2 separate regions of the Homo sapiens genome follow, and region 2 is linked to region 1. A link is a contact called in ENCODE Hi-C or POLR2A ChIA-PET data. All regions are on one chromosome and are shown on one strand. Each heading gives the region's core, a stretch centred on a gene start or an enhancer-like site at or near the end of the contact. The rest is flanking DNA. Distances are from core to core; before and after follow the strand shown. Region 1 holds the start of PRPF40B (pre-mRNA processing factor 40B). Region 2 holds the start of CERS5 (ceramide synthase 5).

Region 1 (5,011 bases), core at 629-3,128:
GTGTCAAACACTCATTTAATCCTGGCAACCATCTCAGAGGTTATTATTCCCATTTTACAGATAAAGAAACTGAGGTTCAGAGATTAAGTAACCTGACCAAGGTTCCAAGACATTAAATGGGAGAGGCAGGTTTGGAATCCAAGCAGTCTGACTCCAAAGCCTGTGCTTTCAACCAGTTCACAAAGCTGCCTCCCAGCAAGGATGATGGCGCCACAGATGATACTGCTTACATTCAGATACATTTCCTTTTTTCTTTTTTAACCCCAATCCTTACACAATCCAGAAATCCTCAGCGAGCCAGGTGTTCCCAAGGTCTGCTTGGTCTGACTCATTCCCACTTCCTGAAGATGAAGGCTGGGAGGCACATCTCTCAGAAAGTGGTAGCCATCATCAAAAAAAAGGCTGAGAGACCAGCTGGTTACCCTGTGATCTACCTGCGGCCCTTCTTCAGCTGCCCCAAACAGCACCTGCCCTTCCGTTTCAAAGACCATCCTAGTTTCCAACTTTCCTGGACCAGCCCTACTCTTCCTCTTGCTCCCCAAAGATCTGCCTTACTAGAAAGTATCTTCCTGTTGCTTTTTTTTTTTTTTTTTGAGACAGAGCTTCGCTCTTGTTGCCCAGACTGGAGTGCAATGGCGCGATCTCAGCTCACCACAACCTCTGCCTCCCGGGTTCAAGTGATTCTTCTGCCTCAGCCTCCAGAGTAGCTGGGATTACAGGCATGGGCCACCACGCCTAATTTTGTATTTTTAGTAAAGACAGGGTTTCTCCATGTTGGTCAGGCTGGTCTCCAACTCCTGACCTCAGGTGATTCGCCCGCCTCGGCCTCCCAAAGTGCTGGGATTACAGGCATGAGCCACCGCGCCCGGCCCCTGTTGCTTCTTTCTGATCCTGCCATCTCATCACTCTCCCTCTGAAGAAGCGAATGTTACTTTTGGTCTCCATCATTGTGGAGTTAGGTTTCAACCTCCTCCTCTCCTTAGAGTTCTTCCATCCCTCCAACAGGATAAGGCTAGCCAGCCCCAGCCCGGCAGGCTTTCTGTCTACCATCCCCCCGCACCCGTGGGGATTTCTCCAGCCCCAGCCCAAGGCCTCGCCTCCATCTTCATCCTTTCCTTTGCTTCCCTACCAAACCCATTCTCCTAAACTTCCTCCTCAAAAACCTATTCATTTAGACCCTGGAAGAGATCTGGGATTTAATTTTCATGCATTTCCTTTTTAAAAAAATTGATGGGAAATCTGAGGCCCAAAGAAAGGTAGTGACTTGCCCAAGGTCACACAGAGTCGTTAGTTTGTTGATGGCCTGGGCTGGGAGCCCCTTTCTTCAGAGGCCCCCTCTCCACCTCAGGAGACAAGCTCTTGCAAATGCAGGAAGGTGAAGCAGGGAGTCCCCAAGTGGTCTGAGGAGCACCCAGGCTTCCAAAGGGAACGGGCGCTGGGGCTGGGGGAAGGGCATGTCGCACACCAAATATCCCAGGAGGGGAAACTGGTCCCCACCTGTCCCCTGGTCCCCTCAGTCCCCTCATCTCCGCCCTCTCTCTTCTTTCCCGATCTTTCTCCGCGAACCCACCCCCACCTCTCCCAATCCCACTCTTCACCCAGTCCCGCCACTCTCGCACCTTTCGCCCCCGGCCAGGCTCCATCATGGCCTCCCCCGCCCCTTCGCCCCCAGTCCCCGCCCCCATCCCCCCTCCCGGGCTCTCTTCCCTCACCCTTGGCCTCCCTCGCCCTCCCCGGGGTCCCAGCTATCCCCAGCGGCCTCCCCGCCCCATCGGCCACGGCCCGGGCCGCAGGGGGCGCTGTGGGACCGCCCCGAGCCCCTCCACCCCCGCGCGGGGATGTTACCATGCCAGAGCCTCCGAGCAGCTGGGCCGGCTCAGCCCACCCGCCAGTAAGAGCCGCTCTGATTGGCCAGGCCGCAGCCGGGAGGGCGGGGCCGGCGGGGGGTCGCACCCCTTCGTGGCCGGGGCTCCGGTGGCTCCCGCCGGCGAGCGGGGCCCCAACCGGCCCGGTGTGTTCGGTCCCGGCCCCGCCCCCCCGGCACGGAGAACCAGGCCCCGCCCCCGCGCCGCCGCGTCCCGGGTCCGCCCCCCGGGGGGCGGGGCACGCCTGCTCCCGCCTCTGACTGACGGTCGGGGGCCGGCGCCTCTGCCTCTCCCCGCTGCCTGCGTCCTGGCTTCGCAGTCGCCGGCGCTCCAGGAGCCGAAGCGTTCACGCAGTGTGTAGGGTGCCTTTGCGCTGCACAGCGAATTTAATTTGCTGTGTAGCTCTTTTACAGTACTTTTAAGTTAGTTAACTCCAGAACTATTTGTTGAGCACCTGTGAGGTGGCAGGGTCTGTCTCAGGGACTGAGCACACAGCAGCTTGGAAAAAAAAAAAAAAAAAGACAAATCCCCGAAATCACGCCCTTGTGGGGCGTACACGTGCTTCTCGCGTGACCCTGAAGTTCACTTTTGGGACCTGGCTCCCACTGAGCGCTGAACTCATGAGAGCAGGGCCCACTCTTTGACAGAAGTTAAAAATGTGAGGTACATGCTTGCTGTGCGGCTGAGGAAACTGTAACCTGGAGCTCTGCGGGGAATGCGCTGAAGGCCTTGGGGCTGGAGAGTGACAGGCCCCAGGCACACGGGTGCAGAAAGGCGCTGACCGCCAGCCTGCAAAGCCCCGCAAAAGGCGCTTCCTGTTCCCTTTATTCCCCCCTCACCTGAGCCGGGACTCGCGTGATGCCGTGCTAGGTTCCTGAGAGCCAAAGAACTCCGGAGAGGTAGAAAAACTCCTGACACGAAGAGTTAGAGGTGACACCTGGGAGGAAAAGGAAGTGGGATTCACCCTTGTGGGCTGCTGTAGAGAGAAAATGCTTTGTGGTTTAATCAAAATGATACCCACATGGTCTCAAATGAAGGCCCAGCTCTGCGGTTTTCTTTTCTTATTTGAGGCAGCGTATTGATCTGTCACCCAGGCTGGAGTGCAGTGGCACAATCAGGGTTCACTGCAGCCTCAGCCTCCTGGTCTCAACCGGTCCTTCTCCCTCAGCCTCCGAGTAGCTGGGACTACAGGCGTGTGCCACAACGCCCGGCTAATTTTGTAACTTTTTGGAGACGACGTCTCCCTGTACTGCCCACGCTGGGTCCTGTGGTTTTCAAACTTTTGGGGGAGGTGGGGTGAGGAGACTGGCGCGCGGCCCGCAGCCGCCGCCGCGGCAGGAGAGGGGAATGGAGGGGGCGGGCGGGGGGAGGAGGACGGACCACCGGCGGCCTCTCCACCGCTCCCACCTTCCCCCGGGGGCTGCCGCGATGCCAGCGCAGCTGGGGCGATTTTCAAACTATTATTGAGATCTCTAAGTATAGCAGAAGTGGTCCAGAGGTTCCGTGAACTTTCATGAATTGCATTTTTATTTTTTAAATGCTTTTCTTTTCTTTAATGAAATATTTCTTAGAACATGTACACACATATAGAATCGAATAATTGTACCAGATTTGTTAAGACAAACAGCAGAGCCCTGCCCCCATCGTCTTCCCCTCTCTGGAGGCAACGTTTTCACCTCTTTTAGCTGTTTCTTCTGGCATTTACCTTCACATCTCCGGCCTTCCCCCAGCTGCAGCCCTCCCCACAGGGCAAGGGGTCCAAGGGGATTTGCCCATGCAAAGCACACTTGCCCAGGATTAGACCATATTCTGAATACCTAGGACCCTGGAATTCCCTGCCCAGCTTCCTCCTTGGGTCTGTCCTCCCCAGGGAGACCTTCTGTTTTTTCCTGCACAAACTTTTATTTTTCCTGGAATTAATAATCTTGTTTTTTAAAATCATTTATTTTCTATGTATTTCTCACAAACTCTACCTCAAATTCTTCCCCCAGTTGCTTAAATTTCCTCTCAGAATATCTAGATATAGCAGAGAATTCTCTCCATTTCATCTTCTTGAAGACATCACTGCTGGAGACTGCTGACCTTCTCCAATCTGACTGTTCATCCCCTCACCTTGCTGCACATCTGGCAACCTGGCATCTCTTTTCTCATTCTCCTGGGCATGTTCTTTGCCTCATTCTTTTGTTGTTGTTGTTTTGTTTTGAGACAGAGTCTCGCTCTTGTTGCCCAGGCTGGAGTGCAGTGGCTCACTGAACCTCTACCACCCGGGTTCAAGCTATCCTCCTGCCTCAGCCTCCCAAGTATCTGGGACTCCAGGCATGCGCCACCACACCCGGCGAATTTTTGTATTTTTAGTAGAGATGGGGTTTCACCATGCTGGCCAGGCTGGACTTGAACTCCTGAGCTCAAGTGATCTGCCTGCCTCGACCTGGCAAAGTGTTGGGATTACAGGCGTGAGTCACTTTGCCTGGCTGCCTCACTCTTCTGTGGGATTTTTATTTGCCATATTCTATGCTTTTCTTTTCTTTTTTTATTTTTTTGACATGGTCACTTATTTTTATAACAATACATATACCATGTTATCACCATGGAATGTAAATTCAGGTTAGACAAGAGAATTTCACAAGTGTAATGGCATTCTGTAGTATAGAAAAGCATGTGTATAATGTCTGTTCAAACCAGCTTGCTTATAAATCATTAATTCCATTATAGGTAATATGTTTAACGTTTACAATTCTTACGGAGAAAATAACATTTTCTCCATTTAAAAAGTGTTCTTCAGTTACCTTCCATGAGTGCTTGAAATACATGTTTCTGTTTCAAGATGACATTTAAAAATTATCCTTATATTACAGCAGCAAATACAGATATCTACAATTACAAAAGAACTAAACTAGAATTCATAAGTTATTCTCATGTTTACAGTTATGATTCTTTAATAAATGCTACTACTATGCAGCTCTATTGTAAGCTTCCTAGATTTGATTTAAACACATACACATATATACTTTCAGCTGTGGGAGGTTTTACAAGTTATATTCCATGCACTTTTTTTTTTTTGTATTTTTAGTAGAGATGGGGTTTCATTGTGTTAGCCAGGATGGTCTCAATCTCCTGACCTCGTGATCCACCTGCCTTGGCCTCTC
Region 2 (5,011 bases), core at 870-3,369, 540 kb before region 1:
CCCTGAATCACAGCAGATTCAGAGAGACCCAGCATATCCACAGAGACCCAGCATATTCACGTGGTGGAAGATTTATGGACAGCAAAATGAAAGTGAGGTACAGAAACAACCAGATTGGTTACAGATCAGCGTTTGTCTCATTTGAACGTGGTTGGAACAGTTGGCTACATTTGATTGGCCAAAATTCAGTGATTGGCACTGGTGTGGTCTACGTTCGATTTACACCTCCACTTGTTACAGTTCACAATGTACAGAAAACCTTTAGGCCGAACTTAAATATGTAAGGAGGCAGCTTTAGATTAAACTTGACTTAACACTAGCTACCACTTCTTACCTACATAACTTTGGGCAAGTTGTTTGGCCTCACTGGACCTCAGTTTACTTATCCAGTGGGGATAACAAGATCAACTTTATAGGGTGAAGGAGTGAAATAACCTGTGTAAAATGTTCCATGCAGTGCCTGGCACACAGGAAACCTCATCAAACATTGGCTATTTATTTTGTTTTGCCTTTAGGTCCTTTAGATATACTTTTTTTTTTTTTTTTTTTGAGACGAGTCTCACTTTGTCGCCCAGGCTGGAGTGTAGTGGCGCAATCTGGGCTCACTGCAAGCTCCGCCTCCCGGGTTCACGCCATTCTCCTGCCTGAGCCTCCCAAGTAGCTGGGACTACAGGCGCCCGCCACCATGCCTGGCTAATTTTTTGTATTTTAATAGAGATGGGGTTTCACCGTGTTAGCCAGGATGGTCTCGATCTCCTGACCTCATGATCCGCCCGCCTCGGCCTCCCAAAGTGTTGGGATTACAGGCGTGAGCCGCGCCCGGCCTTTTTTTGTTTGTTTTTGTTTTGAGACGCTCTGTTGCCTAGGCTGGAGGGCAATGGCGTGGTCTCGGCTCACTGTGATCTCCGCCTCAAGCAATTCTCCTGCCTCAGCCTCCCGAGTAGCTAGGATTACAGGCATGCACCACCACACCCGGGTAATTTTTGTATTTTTAGTAGGGACGGGGTTTCACCATGGCCAGCCTGGTCTCGAACTCCTTACCTCAGGTGATTCTTCCGCCTTGGCCTTCCAACGTGCTGGGATTACAGGCGTGAGCCACCACACCCGGCCTGCCTTTACGTATACTTTTTGAGTGCTTCCCTTTTCACTTTGTTTTTCTTCCATTTCCTTTTCCCCAAGAGAAGAATAAAAGGATTTTTGTAAACTTTTTTTATTTTTATTTTGGGACGGAGTCTTTGGTCTGTCGCCCAGGCTGGAGTGCAATGGCGCGATTTCGGCTCACTGCGACCTCCGCCTCCCAGGTTCAAGCGATTCTCCTGTCCCAGCTTTCCGAGTAGCTGGGATTACAGGCACAGCGCCACCAGGCCCAGCTAATTTTTGTATTTTTAGTAGAGACGGGGTTTTGCCATGTTGGCCAGGCTGGTCTCGAACTCCTGACCTCAGGTGATCCGCCAGCCTCGGCCTCTGAAAGTGCTGGGATTACAGGCGTGAGCCACCGCGCCCGGCCTTTTGTAAACTGTTAAGTCCATTTTTTCTGAGGAAAAGTGACTAATTTTTAAGGGATAAAGCAGTGAAAGTAGGCTGAGGTCACGGGGCACGAAGGGAAGAAAAGGTTGGGAGCGAAAAGAACTCTAGTGGCGGACAGTAGTGGGCAGGACCAGCTGACATCCAAGAGAAGCCCTGACCTGAGAGATCGATCTGGCCTCCGGGAGTGGAGACAGAGGTACCGCCTGGGTGGGAGCCGGAACGGATTCGATTCCAACAGGCTGAGAAAGGAGAATGTCCCCGTAAAGGAGCTAGGCCTGAAATAAGGGGTGTGGCCGTAGCTGGATGGAAGAGTGAGGGAGGAGTAGAAGCGTGGCCTAGACCAGCAGCAAAAGAGGGCGGGCCCAGGGCCGCCCGAGGCGTGGTCCCAGGGCCGGGCTGGGCGAGTCAGAGGCTCGGGAAGGGGCGTGGATCCCCGGAGGCGGTCCCCGGGTTGCAGTGAGGGAAGTGGGCCGGGAGGAGAGATGGGCGGTGAAGAGGCCCGGCCCTGCCAGGGAGGCGGGCGGATCCGTGGCAGTGACCAGAAGGGGCCGGAAGGGGGTGGCCGCCGGCCGGGCCCCGCCCTGGGGCCGCCTCCCCGCGGGTTCCGTTGGCTGTGGCGGCAGCTGACGCTTGTGGCGGCGGTGGCTTCGGGGTGGGCGTAAGATGGCGACAGCAGCGCAGGGACCCCTAAGCTTGCTGTGGGGCTGGCTGTGGAGCGAGCGCTTCTGGCTACCCGAGAACGTGAGCTGGGCTGATCTGGAGGGGCCGGCCGACGGCTACGGTTACCCCCGCGGCCGGCACATCCTCTCGGTGTTCCCGCTGGCGGCGGGCATCTTCTTCGTGAGGCTGCTCTTCGAGCGGTGAGAGCCCGGGAGCGAGCGGCTCGGGGGCCGGGCGCGGGCCGGGGGCGCCCCGCTGTGGGAAGGGCCGAGGGCCGGAAGCAGAACTGCAAGGAAAGCCCGGAAGCAGGGGCTGGGGGAGCTTGGGCCGCGGCGGGTGATGCTAGGCGCGTGGGCGAGGTGGTAGCCTAGATGGAGAAGGAGTTTGGGGCGTGGGCAAGAGAAAGAGTGAGGGTCTAGGGGAATGCTGGGCCCCTTCAATGTTAGATCCGGAGTTGGATTGGGGGGGTCATATAGGCCTCCTCCCAACCTCCAAGGGTCCTACAGATGAGGAAACAGGTTCAGTGTGAGCTCTGGCAGAGGCCCCGAAGAGAGGGATAGGAAGGGGCCAGGAGAACCAGAGCTAGTTGTGACCATGGAAGCCGAGGGGTCAACGCAAGGGCCAGACGTTCCAAGGGAAAGGAATGGACTCATCAGACTCTTAAGATTTGTTAGGACGCTTGAGTTTCCGAGAATTGGGGGGAACAGGATTAGTTTGGCCCTAAGAGTTGGTTTGGTATGTCAACTCATGCACGTTTGTTGGTAGGAGGGTAGAAATCTGGTTGGGATAGGGTGTGGTGGAGCCCTAGGCTTCCAAAGTAATGGAAAGATGTCAGATTAGTTGCAGAACAGGCCTTGGGGCCTGAAATGGAAGGAGGAGTGTGTTCGAAGGGATGGAGGAGAGCCACAGGGCTTTATCAGAGGACAGCTATATTGAGCCAGATTCTTTTTTCTTTTCTTTTTTTTTTTTTTTTTTTTGAGACAGAGTTTCGCTCTTGTTGCCCAGGCTGGCGTGCAATGGCACGATCTCGGCTTACCGCGACCTCCGCCTCCCCTGTTGAAGCGATTCTCCTGCCTCAGCCTCCCGAGTAGCTGGAATTACAGGCACGCGCCACCACGCCCGGCTACTTTTTGTATTTTTAGTAGAGACGGGGTTTCGCCATGTTGGCCAGGCTGGTCTGTAACTCCTGACCTCAAGTGATCCGCCCGCCTCTGCCTCCCAAAGTGCTGGGATTACAGGCGTGAGCCACCGCACCCGGCCTTGAGCCAGCTTCTAAATGAGTTTAGCAGAATTGCAGTATACTTTGTTCAACCACATGATTTCACCTTTAAGTGAATGGATCATATGTTTGTCCAAGATAAAGATATTCACTGAGGCTTTGGTGTGTGATATTATAATGTGAATTTATACCTGTGGGTGATTTTGATCAAGTCTACTCAGACTCCAAGAAAGGAGACATGTTTCTGCCATAGGCCTCAGGTAATGAGGGTGGTTCTTGGACATCTGTTCGTTTTGCCTTTATCCAAGCATAAATGATTGTAATGCAGGAATGCCCTTTCTAGGATGGGAATATGTTGCAGGTGAAATAATCTGTTAATTTCTGAAAGATAGCATCTGTTTGGGATTGCTTCTTTGATTTGCCTACTGTTTTTGACTCAAGTCTTTCAAAATCTTGTGTTCTATTTAGCTAGTCACGCATCCATTTATTCGTAGTATTTGTGCATCATCATCATCAAAATGCTCTGCCAGACGTTCAAGTGCAAAAATAAAGATGCTTAAGTGAAGCAAATGAAACCCAAAGATCTAAATGGCTTTCCTTGGCCCTCAGGAACTTAGTGTAGCAAGGTTTTTTTTTTTTTCTTTTTCTTTTTCTTTTTTTTTTGAGACGGAGTCTCGCTCTGTCGCCCAGGCTGGAGTGCAGTGGCGCGATCTCAGCTCACTGCAAGCTCCGCCTCTCGGGTTCACGCCATTCTCCTGCTTCAGTCTCCCGAGTAGCTGAAACTACAGGCGCCCGCCACCATGTCCGGCTAATTTTTTGTATTTTTAGTAGAGACGGGGATTCACCGTCTTAGCCAGGAAGGTCTCGATCTCCTGACCTCGTAATACGCCTGCCTCGGCCTCCCAAAGTGCTGGGATTACAAGCGTGAACCGCCGCGCCCGGCCTTGTTTTGTCTTTTTACGTGTAATCGTTGTAGTTAGTCATCCTGGAGTGGAGGCACAAACTGCTTGTCTGTCTTTGGAATAAACTAGATCCAGGTACTCTCTTCCATAGTCTCTGTATATGAGGGCCAAAAAAAAAAAGGAGGAAGGCAATGTAATCACTACAAAGGAAAATACACAAGTCAGGACAAATTTTTTTTTAAAAGGTGATTTTCATAGAAAAACATCTCTGCTTTTCATATAAATATGTGCCAATATGGAAATTTCCCCATGTTAGTGGTAAGAGGAAATAGTTTTGTTGCTTATAAACACCCATTTTATATAAACTTACGTATCTCTTGAGATTCCAAAGTGTTCCCTCAGATGGCTGAAGACATATATCCCCTGGCAGAGCTGCTGGAAGGGATCCTTTACCTGTGGGAATTCTATCTGAGTGTTTCTATGGTGCTCCAGTGTCAGAGGAGTACAGGTGGATGGGAATACTGAGCTGAAAGCATTCTAGTATGATAATTCTTGGCTAGTAAAGACAGGCACCTTGTTTGTCTCATGTTTGCTCTTAGGAAAGTTTAACCCTAGAAGCACTCTTGCTATTTTGTTTCTTTTAAGACCCATTACCTCAGTAATATAATTCACTGCTGACTTGCCAATTCCTCTTTTACCGTTC

What was found. A loop is a pair of places that touch in the nucleus more often than their neighbours do. ChIA-PET counts read pairs that join two places held with the same protein, here RNA polymerase II (POLR2A). Pooled maps may share reads with other maps.
Region 2: a pooled map shows a loop between it and region 1 (10-fold over the local background). The contact joins the promoter of CERS5 here to the promoter of PRPF40B in region 1. A Hi-C loop is called at or near these places in 1 of 37 single-sample maps with no recorded cell type and 8 of 50 pooled maps. POLR2A ChIA-PET finds 5 or more read pairs at or near these places in 1 of 52 experiments (activated B cell).

Annotation. Positions count from the first base shown.
Region 1 is chr12:49,620,428-49,625,438 of GRCh38, reverse strand. It overlaps PRPF40B (pre-mRNA processing factor 40B), which reads right to left and starts at 1,878. Exons shown (of 26, transcript NM_001031698.3): 1 at 1,846-1,878. The coding sequence starts at 1,848. It also overlaps a transcript of FAM186B not described here. RefSeq lists silencers at 1,663-2,162, 3,023-3,072 and an enhancer at 2,743-2,832.
Region 2 is chr12:50,164,477-50,169,487 of GRCh38, reverse strand. CERS5 (ceramide synthase 5) reads left to right here and starts at 2,119. Exons shown (of 10, transcript NM_147190.5): 1 at 2,119-2,387. The coding sequence starts at 2,191. It overlaps LOC124902931 (a long non-coding RNA gene), which reads right to left. Exons shown (of 2, transcript XR_007063304.1): 2 at 3,865-4,462. RefSeq lists enhancers at 770-1,531, 1,583-1,742, 2,633-2,772 and silencers at 1,843-2,242, 2,343-2,492.